Regions from separate parts of the Homo sapiens genome. Here region 2 is linked to region 1. Evidence: read pairs that join two places in POLR2A ChIA-PET (ENCODE). Cell type or tissue: PC-9. All regions are shown on one strand. Links, peaks and the distances in the headings refer to the core of each region. The heading gives the core; the rest is flanking DNA. Region 1 overlaps RPF1 (ribosome production factor 1 homolog). Region 2 overlaps PRKACB (protein kinase cAMP-activated catalytic subunit beta).

Evidence for each region. Peaks named below come from ENCODE experiments on the same cell type or tissue, not always from the same donor. Only the 100,000 strongest peaks of a DNase experiment are listed, where the experiment ranks them.
Region 2: POLR2A ChIA-PET joins it to region 1 with 18 read pairs; 2 of 35 experiments call an interaction of 5 or more read pairs at or near these places.

The regions. Positions count from the first base shown.
Region 1 is chr1:84,484,948-84,490,332 of GRCh38, reverse strand. RPF1 (ribosome production factor 1 homolog) reads right to left here. Exons shown (of 9, transcript NM_025065.7): 4 at 605-700; 5 at 1-14. Among named protein-coding and RNA genes, the nearest start is that of RPF1, 8.4 kb to the right of the region's middle. In PC-9, for the core only: no CTCF peak of the experiment used is centred there; no DNase peak of the experiment used is centred there; H3K27ac peaks cover 709 bases.
Region 2 is chr1:84,224,846-84,230,230 of GRCh38, reverse strand. All of the region lies in intron 9 of PRKACB (protein kinase cAMP-activated catalytic subunit beta), which reads right to left. Among named protein-coding and RNA genes, the nearest start is that of SAMD13, 74 kb to the left of the region's middle. RefSeq lists enhancers at 4,466-5,265, 5,266-5,385. In PC-9, for the core only: no CTCF peak of the experiment used is centred there; no DNase peak of the experiment used is centred there.

The DNA.
Region 1 (5,385 bases), core at 326-5,325:
AGTCGTACTGTTCTCTGCAAAACAAAATAACAAAAATTTTGAATAGTTTTCAAAAAAGAATAAAAATCTTATGTGGTACATATTCATAAGGAAAGAAATAATAATTATTATGATTAATAGAAAGCAACATTGAGGAAAGCATGAAACTCGAACAGTGTGTCCTCTTTTATCAAAGGCTGATCATCCTAAAGCAGTGGTTCTCAATTAGGGGCGATTCTGCTCCATCAGAGGACACATTTGGCAATGTCTGGAGACATTTTTGATGGTTATGACTGATGGTAGTGGTAGTGGTGTGTGGTTGCTACTGGCACCTAAAGCATAGAGGCCAGGGAAGCTGCTAAACATCCTGTAATGAACAGGATAGCTCACCATAACAAAGAATTCTCCAGCTAAAATGTTAACAATGTTGAGGTTGAGAAATCCTATCTTGAAGAATCATGTTTAGTAAACCTACATCATATTACCAGAGCTACGTTTTATTTACTTAGTCACAGGCATTCTTTAAGGCAATTAACTAATGGTTTAACTCTTCTGAACAGAGTACTTTAAATAGAAGTAATAAGAAAATTAAGAATTCAAGAACTAAATTAATCAATGTGTTTACCCCATGAGGTCTATCTGATGTTGTGATGAGAATCTTGGGAGAAGTCTGTTTGTTGAAGTAAGAAGCAAATTCATCTGTAGCTTCATCATAAGCGACCTGAGAACAGAGAAGAGGAATAATTTTACATCAAAGAAATACTCTACTGGGCCAGAATTCTAAAAGTAGCATCAGCAGGACTGTTGGACACTGAGTATCTAGCTGATAGGGGCTTTAAAGACAGACTAGGAAGGACTGACATTAATGGACACGTGAAGAGAATGGATGAGTGGATTTCTCCTGTGTAAAATACAAGTACAAAACTGAATAAAATTGTCAGAAATCACTTCAGGGCAGAAACTGAGATGTGTTTACTCTTGAACTACTTTCATTTCCCTCATCAACTTGGTTAGTAAAAACAATAACCACAAAAAAAACAAAACAAACAAACAAAAAAAGAACCAAAAAAAACTAATGAAATTACGAGAAGACAAATCTTCCATTGAGAGACACTCAGATTTAAACATTAATGAAAGTAGTACCTTTTAAAATTTGTGGAATATACCAAAAGTGGTAGTCTGAAAGAGTTTTATGGCTATACCTGCTCATATTAGAAAAAATATATATTGAGCAAATCAATAAATACAGAATAAACTCAAAGGAAGCAGAAGAAAATAATAAAGATAAAAGGAGATATAAATGAATTAGAAAACAAAGATTCAACAGGATCAAAGAAGAAAGTACTCAGAAAAGACTAAGAGAATAGATATCTTGGTAAAAACTGATTTAAAAAAGAGAAAAAGCCAAAATAAAATAATATTAGGAACGAAAAGTGGACATTACTGTAGTCTCACTCATGAACACAGATATAATTAATTCTAAGCAAAGAATTAATAAATCCAATTTGGTTATGATGTTTAATGCAGTAAGAGAAAAGCCACATAATCACCTCAATATTTGCAAAGAAAACATCTAATAACATTCTACATTCATTCATGACAAACAAAACAAAACAAAATCATAAGAATAAGTAAAATTTACTTAACCCTTAACTCATAATAATCTATCTCTAGTGACACAAATATTAATGTTGACTCATTGGAAGTATTCTTTTGAAAATCAGGAACGTGGCAAAGATGGCACTGTTGATTTTTCTATTTATTTGACATTAGGCTAGAAGTTCTAGAAGGCACAAAAATGGGAGAAAAATGGGTCAAAATAAGAAAACTGTCATTTGCAGAAATGGTTATCTAAACAGAAAAATGAAAACGATATCCCAACAAATTAGAAATGAATTTAGGTAGGCTACTGGTTAGAACATCACTATTCAAAAATCCATTGCATTTTTATAAATTGGCTAACAAAACAATTTTCAAAGACATGCAGTTTACACCAACAAAAACTGTAAGATATCCAGGAATAGCTCTAGCAAGATTTATGTGTCAACTTCCATGAAGAGAATTACGAAATACATGAAATACATTTCACTATTTAAAGGAGACCTAAGTAAATATATATTATATACATACATACGTATCCCCAAATTGATCTGATTTAGTGCCATTTATAATTTATATGGAGGAGCAAAGGCCTAGGAAAAGCCAAAACACATCTGAAGAGAGGGGATTTAGGGGCAGGAGTGAAAGAAGCATTTTGCCCTTATAGATATGAAGCCTTATTATGAAGCTAAATAATTAACTAATGATGCAGTGACAAACTGACGAAGCAAATAGCCCAGAAAAAGACCAAGCATATATAGATATTTGATATATATCATGGCATTACAATTCATTGTGGGGAAAGGCTGCACTACTCCAAAAATATAACTACTGGTTATATATAACCAGTACTGGATAAACTGGTTATATATAAATGAACTGTTAAGAAGTAGAACACAGAATTGTAAGAGTACATTAAAACTAATTCAAAATATATATATGCAAAAGGACAGGTTGGGGAGACAGGAAGGAAAGTAACTGGTTTCCATTCTCACACCAAACAGAAAACAATTCCTGACAATCAAGCAAATAAATACGAGAGGCAACTCTTTAATTATTTTAGAAGGAAAGAAGAACTTATGATCACAGGAAAGAGAAAAGTTTCTTAAATATTACATAAAAAGCTTTAAGTGCTAATTTTTCAAAAACTCAACTACATCAAGAACTTCTGGTCCTGGTCCTCAAAAGACACCATAGAAAATAAAAAGAGAATTCATGAATTGGAAGATTTCTTTAATATGTATGAAGAATTGGTATCCAAATTATATAGAGAAGTTCCACAAATGCGTAAAATATACTACATGATAGAAAACTGGGCAAAAGACATGAACTGGCTTATCTCTAAAGAAAACAACTTATATTAAATGATGCTCAACATTAGAAAACAAGGAAATACAAATTCAAACCACAATGAGACAGCCTTTTATCATTAGTCTGAACATACCATGAGTTGGTTAGAATGTGGATGAGCAGGAACACTACTCTTGTACCACAAAAGTATAAAATGATACAACCACTACTTTGAAAAATATTTTGGTACAATTATGTAAAGTTAAACATTTACACATTCCATGACTCAAAATTATCCTACTGTAGGTAAACATTCTAGGGAAACCTTTATGTACACACACCCTTGATATGCCTGTTACCCCCAAATTTATCTCAAGACCTCTTTCCTGAATTCCAAGCTCACATCCCAACTACCTGCTTGACATCTCTTCTAAAAACTCTTGAGTCATCTCAAACATAATATATGCAAAACTGAACTCTTGATTTCCCCTTAAATCTCCTTCACTCAGTCTTCCACATCTAGTCAATGACCATTTCATCCTTCTAATTTGCTCAGTCTAAAACCTTAATACCATCTCTGAATCCTCTATTTATCTCATATTCTGCATCCAATTTGTCAGGAAATTGAAGCAGCTCTGATTTCAAAATATACCCAGGGGAAAAAATATTTAGAATCAGATCAATTCTCACCACTTTCATTGTAACTACCCTGGCCCAGGTCATGATGAAAGCCCATCATTTCTTTCCTGGATTTGTTTAGTAGCTTCCTTTCTCTACTTACCTCTCCAGCTACATTCTCAGTAAAGCAGCCAACTACTTCTAAAAATTAAGTCTGATCACATCATTTTCCTATTCTTTTTTTTTTTTTTTTTTTTTTGAGACGGAGTCTCGCTCTGTCGCCCATGCTGGAGTGCAGTGGCGCGATCTCGGCTCACTGCAAGCTCCGCCTCCCGGGTTCACGCCATTCTCCTGCTTCAGCCTCCCGAGTAGCTGGGACTACAGGTGCCCGCCACCACACCTGGCTAATTTTTTTGTATTTTTAGTAGAGATGGGGTTTCACCACGTTAGCCAGGATGGTCTCAATCTCCTAACTTCGTGATCCACCCGTCTCGGCCTCCCAAAGTGCTGGGATTACAGGCGTGAGCTACTGTGCCCGGCCACGTCATTCTTCTATTCTAACCCACCCAGTGGCTCTTCATTTCACTAAGTATAAAACCAAAGTCCTCATACCGGCCAACAAAGTCACTGATCTGGTCTTTCTTCTTCATCATACTTTCCTAGGACCTCTTCTACAATTCTCTCCCTTGCTTGATTTCAGTCACAATGGCCTCCTTGTTATTCTTAAAAAGCATATTCGATACACTCCTGCCTTGGAGCTTGTGCACTGGGTGTTCTCTCATTCTGGGGCTCTTTTTGCCCAAAGATGGCTAATTTCCTCACATCCTTCAAGTCTTTGCTAAAAGGTCAATTTCTCAATAAAGCCTACCCTGACTTTCCTATATAAAATCACTACCCAGTAGACAAATGGGCAAGAGACACAATCAATCAATCAAGGGGAAAAAAATATGAAAAGATGTTCAACCTCATTCAAAATGAGAACTGCAAATTAAAACTACAGTGATATACAATTTCTCACTTATCAAACTGGAAAAAATGATTTACAATGAGTGTTAAGTTGAGGAGTAACATTCAAGTTATCTCCTCCCCAAATACTTACTAATTATCATACAAAGGGAAAAACAGTAAATTCAGAGTGGAGAAACCTGGCAGGCACCACCTTAACCAAGTGATCAAGGTAAACATAACCAGTATGAGAAAATTATCAGGTGACTCTTGGTAAGAAGTACTGAAAAAGGACTTAACATAATATTCATGGCACAGGTTAGCCTCCCTAATCCAAAAACACCCAAAACCTGAAATATTCCCAAATTCAAAACTTTTTGATAAAGCACCAACATGGCGCCACAAGTGGGGAATTCCACACCTCACCTCATGTGATGGGGTCACAGTCAAAAGTTTGTGTCATGCACAAAATCATTAAAAATATTGTATAAAAGTTACCTTTACGCCAGGTGGGGTGGCTCATGCCTGTAATCCTAACACTTTGGGAGGCCAAGGTGGGAGGATCGCCTGAGCTCAGGGGTTCAAGACCAGCCTGGGCAACATGGTGAAACCCCATCTCTACTAAAATACAAAAAATTAGCTGGGTGTGGCAGTGTGAGCCTGTAGTCCCAGCTATTCCAGAGGCAGCAGAATTGCTTGAACCAGGGAAGTGGAGGTTGCAGTGAGCAGAGATTGTGCCACTGCACTCCAGCCTGGGCAACAGAGCGAGACTCCATCTCCAAAAATAAAAAAGTTACCTTTAGGCTATGTGTATAAGATGTATATGAAACATAAATAAATGCTGTGTTCAGACTTGGGTCCAATCATCAAGATACCTCATTATCTATCACAAATATTCCAAAGCCCGGAATCCAAAAAGACTTCTGGTCTGGCTAAGTGCGGTGGCTCACGCCC
Region 2 (5,385 bases), core at 139-5,138, 260 kb after region 1:
TCTTTGACAAACCTGAGAAAAACAAGCAATGGGGAAAGGATTCCCTATTTAATAAATGGTGCTGGGAAAACTGGCTAGCCATATGTGGAAAGCTGAAACTGGATCCCTTCCTTACACCTTATACAAAAATCAATTCAAGATGGGTTAAAGACTTAAACGTTAGACCTAAAACCATAAAAACCCTAGAAGAAAACCTAGGCATTACCATTCAGGACATAGGCATGGGCAAGGACTTCATGTCTAAAACACCAAAAGCAATGGCAACAAAAGCCAAAATTGACAAATGGGATCTAATTAAACTAAAGAGCTTCTGCACATCAAAAGAAACTACCATCAGAGTGAACAGGCAACCTACAAAATGGGAGAAAATTCTTGCAACCTACTCATCTGACAAAGGGCTAATATCCAGAATCTACAATGAACTCAAACAAATTTACAAGAAAAAAATAAACAACCCCATCAAAAAGTGGGCAAAGGACATGAACAGACACTTCTCAAAAGAAGACATTTATGCAGCCAAAAAACACATGAAAAAATGCTCACCATCACTGGCCATCAGAGAAATGCAAATCAAAACCACAATGAGATATCATCTCACACCAGTTAGAATGGCAAACATTAAAAAGTCAGGAAATAACAGGTGCTGGAGAGGATGTGGAGAAATAGGAACACTTTTACACTGTTGGTGGGACTGTAAACTAGTTCAACCATTGTGGAAGTCAGTGTGGCGATTCCTCAGGGATCTAGAACTAGAAATACCATTTGACCCAGCCATCCCATTACTGGGTATATACCCAAAGGACTATAAATCATGCTGCTATAAAGACACATGCACACGTATGTTTATTGCGGCATTATTCACAATAGCAAAGACTTGGAACCAACCCAAATGTCCAACAAAGATAGACTGAATTAAGAAAATGTGGCACATATACACCATGGAATACTATGCAGCCATAAAAAATGATGAGTTCATGTCCTTCGTAGGGACATGGATGAAATTGGAAATCATCATTCTCAGTAAACTATCGCAAGAACAAAAAACCAAACACTGCATATTCTCACTCATAGGTGGGAACTGAACAATGAGAACACATGGACACAGGAAGGGGAACATCATACTCTGGGGACTGTTACGGGGTGGGGGGAGGGGGGAGGGATAGCATTGGGAGATATACCTAATGCTAGATGACGAGTTAGTGGGTGCAGCGCACCAGCATGGCACATGTATACATATGTAACTAACCTGCACATTGTGCACATGTACCCTAAAACGTAAAGTATAATAATAAAAAAAAAAAGAAATTTCTGGGATAATTAACTGTTGGCATCAAAATCCTGGCTCCTAAGGTTACAAAACTTCAGTCTTAATTTTTAGTTCCTTGTTTTTAAGACCTTATCTTTTCCTATCCCTCTTGTAAAAATTCTTTTCTCCTCAAGTTACAGCTAAATCTCAGACTTACTTTTAATTGCTTTCCTTTTTTAATTCCCAAGTTTATTTTGTTTAAAATATCTGGCCATCAAAACTTTCTGAGAGTTTGGAAAGAAATATAACTCTTTTAGAATTAGAGAATTGTTAAACCTTAAACATTTTTCTCCTTTGATCCTAAAAGTAAAATGTCTTCCCACTACTTCGAATATGGTCTTCTATAAAGATTAAATGTGGGTACTGAATACATTTGAGGAAAAGATTTTAAAAGCTAAAAAAAAAAAATCATAATCTGCACAGCCTTTATAGAATTTACAAACAATTACAGTTGCTTTATTCTGTTCTCAGTACAACACTGTGAGGAAGGAAGGACTGGTGTTCTTACTCCCATTTTACAGATTATAAAAGAGTCGATTGACCAAATTCACATGACTGATAAGCGGCTAAAGCAGGTTTCATATTCATGATTCTCCACTTCTGGCCCAGAGCTCTCCAAGGGTTTTTAATTTATATCCCTTTCATTAAAACATTTTCTAGTACACATAATCAACATATATATAGTTATTTACTTACAATTTATTTAGATGTATGACTATACTATTATAAGATACACACACAAATAAGGTATTGAAAAAGAATAAGGTAAAAATAAGTAGGAATGGGACTTCTAATATTATCTTTTTGTTTGAGAGCTGGTTGCCTTGCACGCCCTGCTTTGGGGACTGCTGTTTTGCACTACCCAGAAGAATGAGCTAAGCAGACAGTTGCTTCACGTCTAGCCAGCCAGCAATTTAGAATAACAAACCTATTGGGGCAATCATGTGTAGAAAATGATTGTACAGTTTGAGTTGTTCAGGCTACTTCTTTCTTCTGCCTTTTTTTTTCCTTGATCATTTGGAGATGCATCAGAGAATAAAGAAGACAATTAAAACTATTCATATTTACTATGATTTTTGCACTGCTGTGCATAGTTATAATACTTGAGAAGATATTAAAACAAATGGTTAAAGTACTCTGCTATTTTTATTTGTAAATTGTCCATGGATCCTTACATCTGTTTCATTGATAATTCAAGATTTGGCTGTCAATCAATTTGTCCATTACTACAATCTGTATGTTACAGTGTGCCACTTGTTGGTAGGTTACCTGTTTACTACCTGGGATAAGTCAAGCCCTCTGAAAAGCACATACACTTTAAATGAGTAGTGGCCTTCCTGTTCTATCCCCTTTTAGGAATAATTATTAAAAATTAAACACATAATAGGAATAGATAAGTAAATGACTGCTATTTGGCAGAAGATTTTATTTCTAAATATAAATATGAAAAGATTCAAATACACCATAAATCTTTAGCATACTAATAAAGTTGACAAGCCTCAAGGCAATCTAAAGAATATACCTCGAAATAGCATTAATTAACAATAAATACAACAATAAAGATAATATAAGCAATGATAATTAGAAAGGGAAATGGATGATTTTATTGGAAATATAAATTTCTTAAATTGAGTCAAAAAGTAAAAACTTGAAGAGACCAATACCCAAGAATTAGTCTGTTAAAATTTATAAGGAATAGATATAAGATGACTCTATGTTCCTAAATTTTCTGCAGAATAAAAGCCTGGAAACTTTCTAAACTCATTTTATGAATCCCATATAATCCCAACTTCAAAAAAACAGAAACTGTAGACTAATAAAACTTATGACTACAGAAGTAAAAACCCTAAATAAAATTTTGGCAAATAGATTTCAGGCAAATATTAAAATGTTAATACCCCATGATTAATGGTATTCATTCCAGGAAAGTGAGGATGTCTCCCTCATATAATTCATCACACTAACATGTCAAAAAAGATAAAATACAGTGTATTAGAAATCAACAATGTTTTGTTAACCTCATAAAGAATACCTATCTCAGCCAAATGGCCAACTTTATATTTGGTGGTAAAACATGAAAGGCAACAAATTATAGAAATGATCCCTGAAAGTATATTCTTGGGCACTTCCATTCAAAGCAGGAACAAGACAAGAAAGCTCAAGGGCCCTACTGCATTAAAATATTGTTTTAGACATTCTAATATATGTACTAAAACAAAAATGGAAATGAGATGTAAATACTGAAAAGGAACAGACAAAATGATATGCCAATCTCCTATGATTGTCAATAAAAATCCAAAGGAATCACTGAAAAATGTGGAAATCAATAACAGAATTTAGTAACATGGTCAATTATAATATAAACATAAAAATGATGTTTTGCCCATATCCTACTATAACGGGAAAGCAAACACATTAATAATAGCAACCAAAATATAAATTTAAGCAATAATTTTAAGACATAAATTCCTTCCTATATGGAGGAAGGGGGGTTCTCTAAAACTTTACTGAATGACGAAAGATATTTGAGTAAATGCAGAAGCAACATGTTCATAATGGTAAATTCTCAAGATTCAGGTTCTCTCCTAATATGCAACTTTACTGTTAATCCCCAAATTCAATAAATCTTTAGAGAGACCAAAAAAAAAAACAAAAAACCCACAAACCATTGGCAAGTCTAATCAAAAAAGGAAGAGAAAACATACAGGAGATAAGGATGATTTTCTAGGAAATATAAATTACCTAACTTGACTCTAAAATAATGCATATGGGGCAAGAGAACAGAACATTTGGAAAGGGTAAACAAGGGTGAAGAAACTGGACCCATCTAATATTAAAATATTTTAAAGCTACATAAAGCAGTGACATATACAGTACAAGAACAGACAAAAAGAACTCCTAAAAAATAAAGGTCAGGGCTTCAAGATGGCTGACTCAGAACTCTCCTCCACAAAGAAGGACCAAAACAGTGAGTAGATAATCACATGTTGAATAAAGCCTCTAAGAGAGAACACTGAAATTTAGCAGGGAAGTGACAGGGAACATCTGAGGCAGATAAGCAAAAGGAAGTGAAGCAGCTGGCCTAGCTGGGACCAGCTGGCAGCCACAAGAGGTTCTCCAGTATGGGGAAAGGGTAACTGAGAGATCCCCAGTGGTCCACATTTCCACCACAGACTCTTGCAATCCTAGCCATGTAAGATCCCCACAACCCTCGTGAATTCTGAGACAAGTATAGGGACCTGCCTGGAGTTCACACAATAGCATTGTTCCAGAGAGGGAGTTTGTTCCAGGTCCCACACCCACCCCCAGGACCCAAGAAGCTGAAGCACAGTGCCATTTTGAGAAGCCAACTACCATTAGAGAGTATGCATCTCTATACACCTGGAGCCCAACTGACAGTGCCCCATGTCTATCAAAGGGGTTCCAGTGGTACAGTGCTGGCTGGACCCAATGGTGCGGCTGGGTCCCCAGCACTCGAGCCCACACAGTGTCTTATACTCCAAAGAACAAGCAGGGCAGCACACTAGGGAAGGCTGTTTCTGGGGCCGGAAGCCAAAGCATACACTCCCCAGAGTCTGAGGGCCTCCTGCCTGGGGCCACTGCCACTGATAGCAATGCCCAGCCCCCACAACAGGACTGCCAGGTACTTGCAGCACCTTCAGTGGACCTGGGAACTGGCCCAACTGGATGCTATTTGGGGGCATGAGGACAGACTCACTCTGCCTACCACCTCTCAAGTATTTTATCCAGGGGCCTAGGAATAGTCCTTCCCTGCCTACCAGAGTCTGTATCTGTGTGCACCAATAGGGGCCTGAGGACAGGCCTGTCCCTTTAAGTGCCACCCCTCCTAGTGCCCTAGCACACCACCTGGGAGGCCTGGGGAGTGCCCCCCTCTGTCTATCACTCTGGGTACACATACATATGATCAAGAAGCATGACGAAAGACTCAGGCTATCAGCCACTGGCATCAAAATATGCTGTCCAGTGGCCCAAAGACTGCCCTGTTCACCACAGCCTGCACCCACAGGTACAACAGAGGAGCCTGGGGACAGGCCTTCCCTGCCTGGTGGCACCTCCCA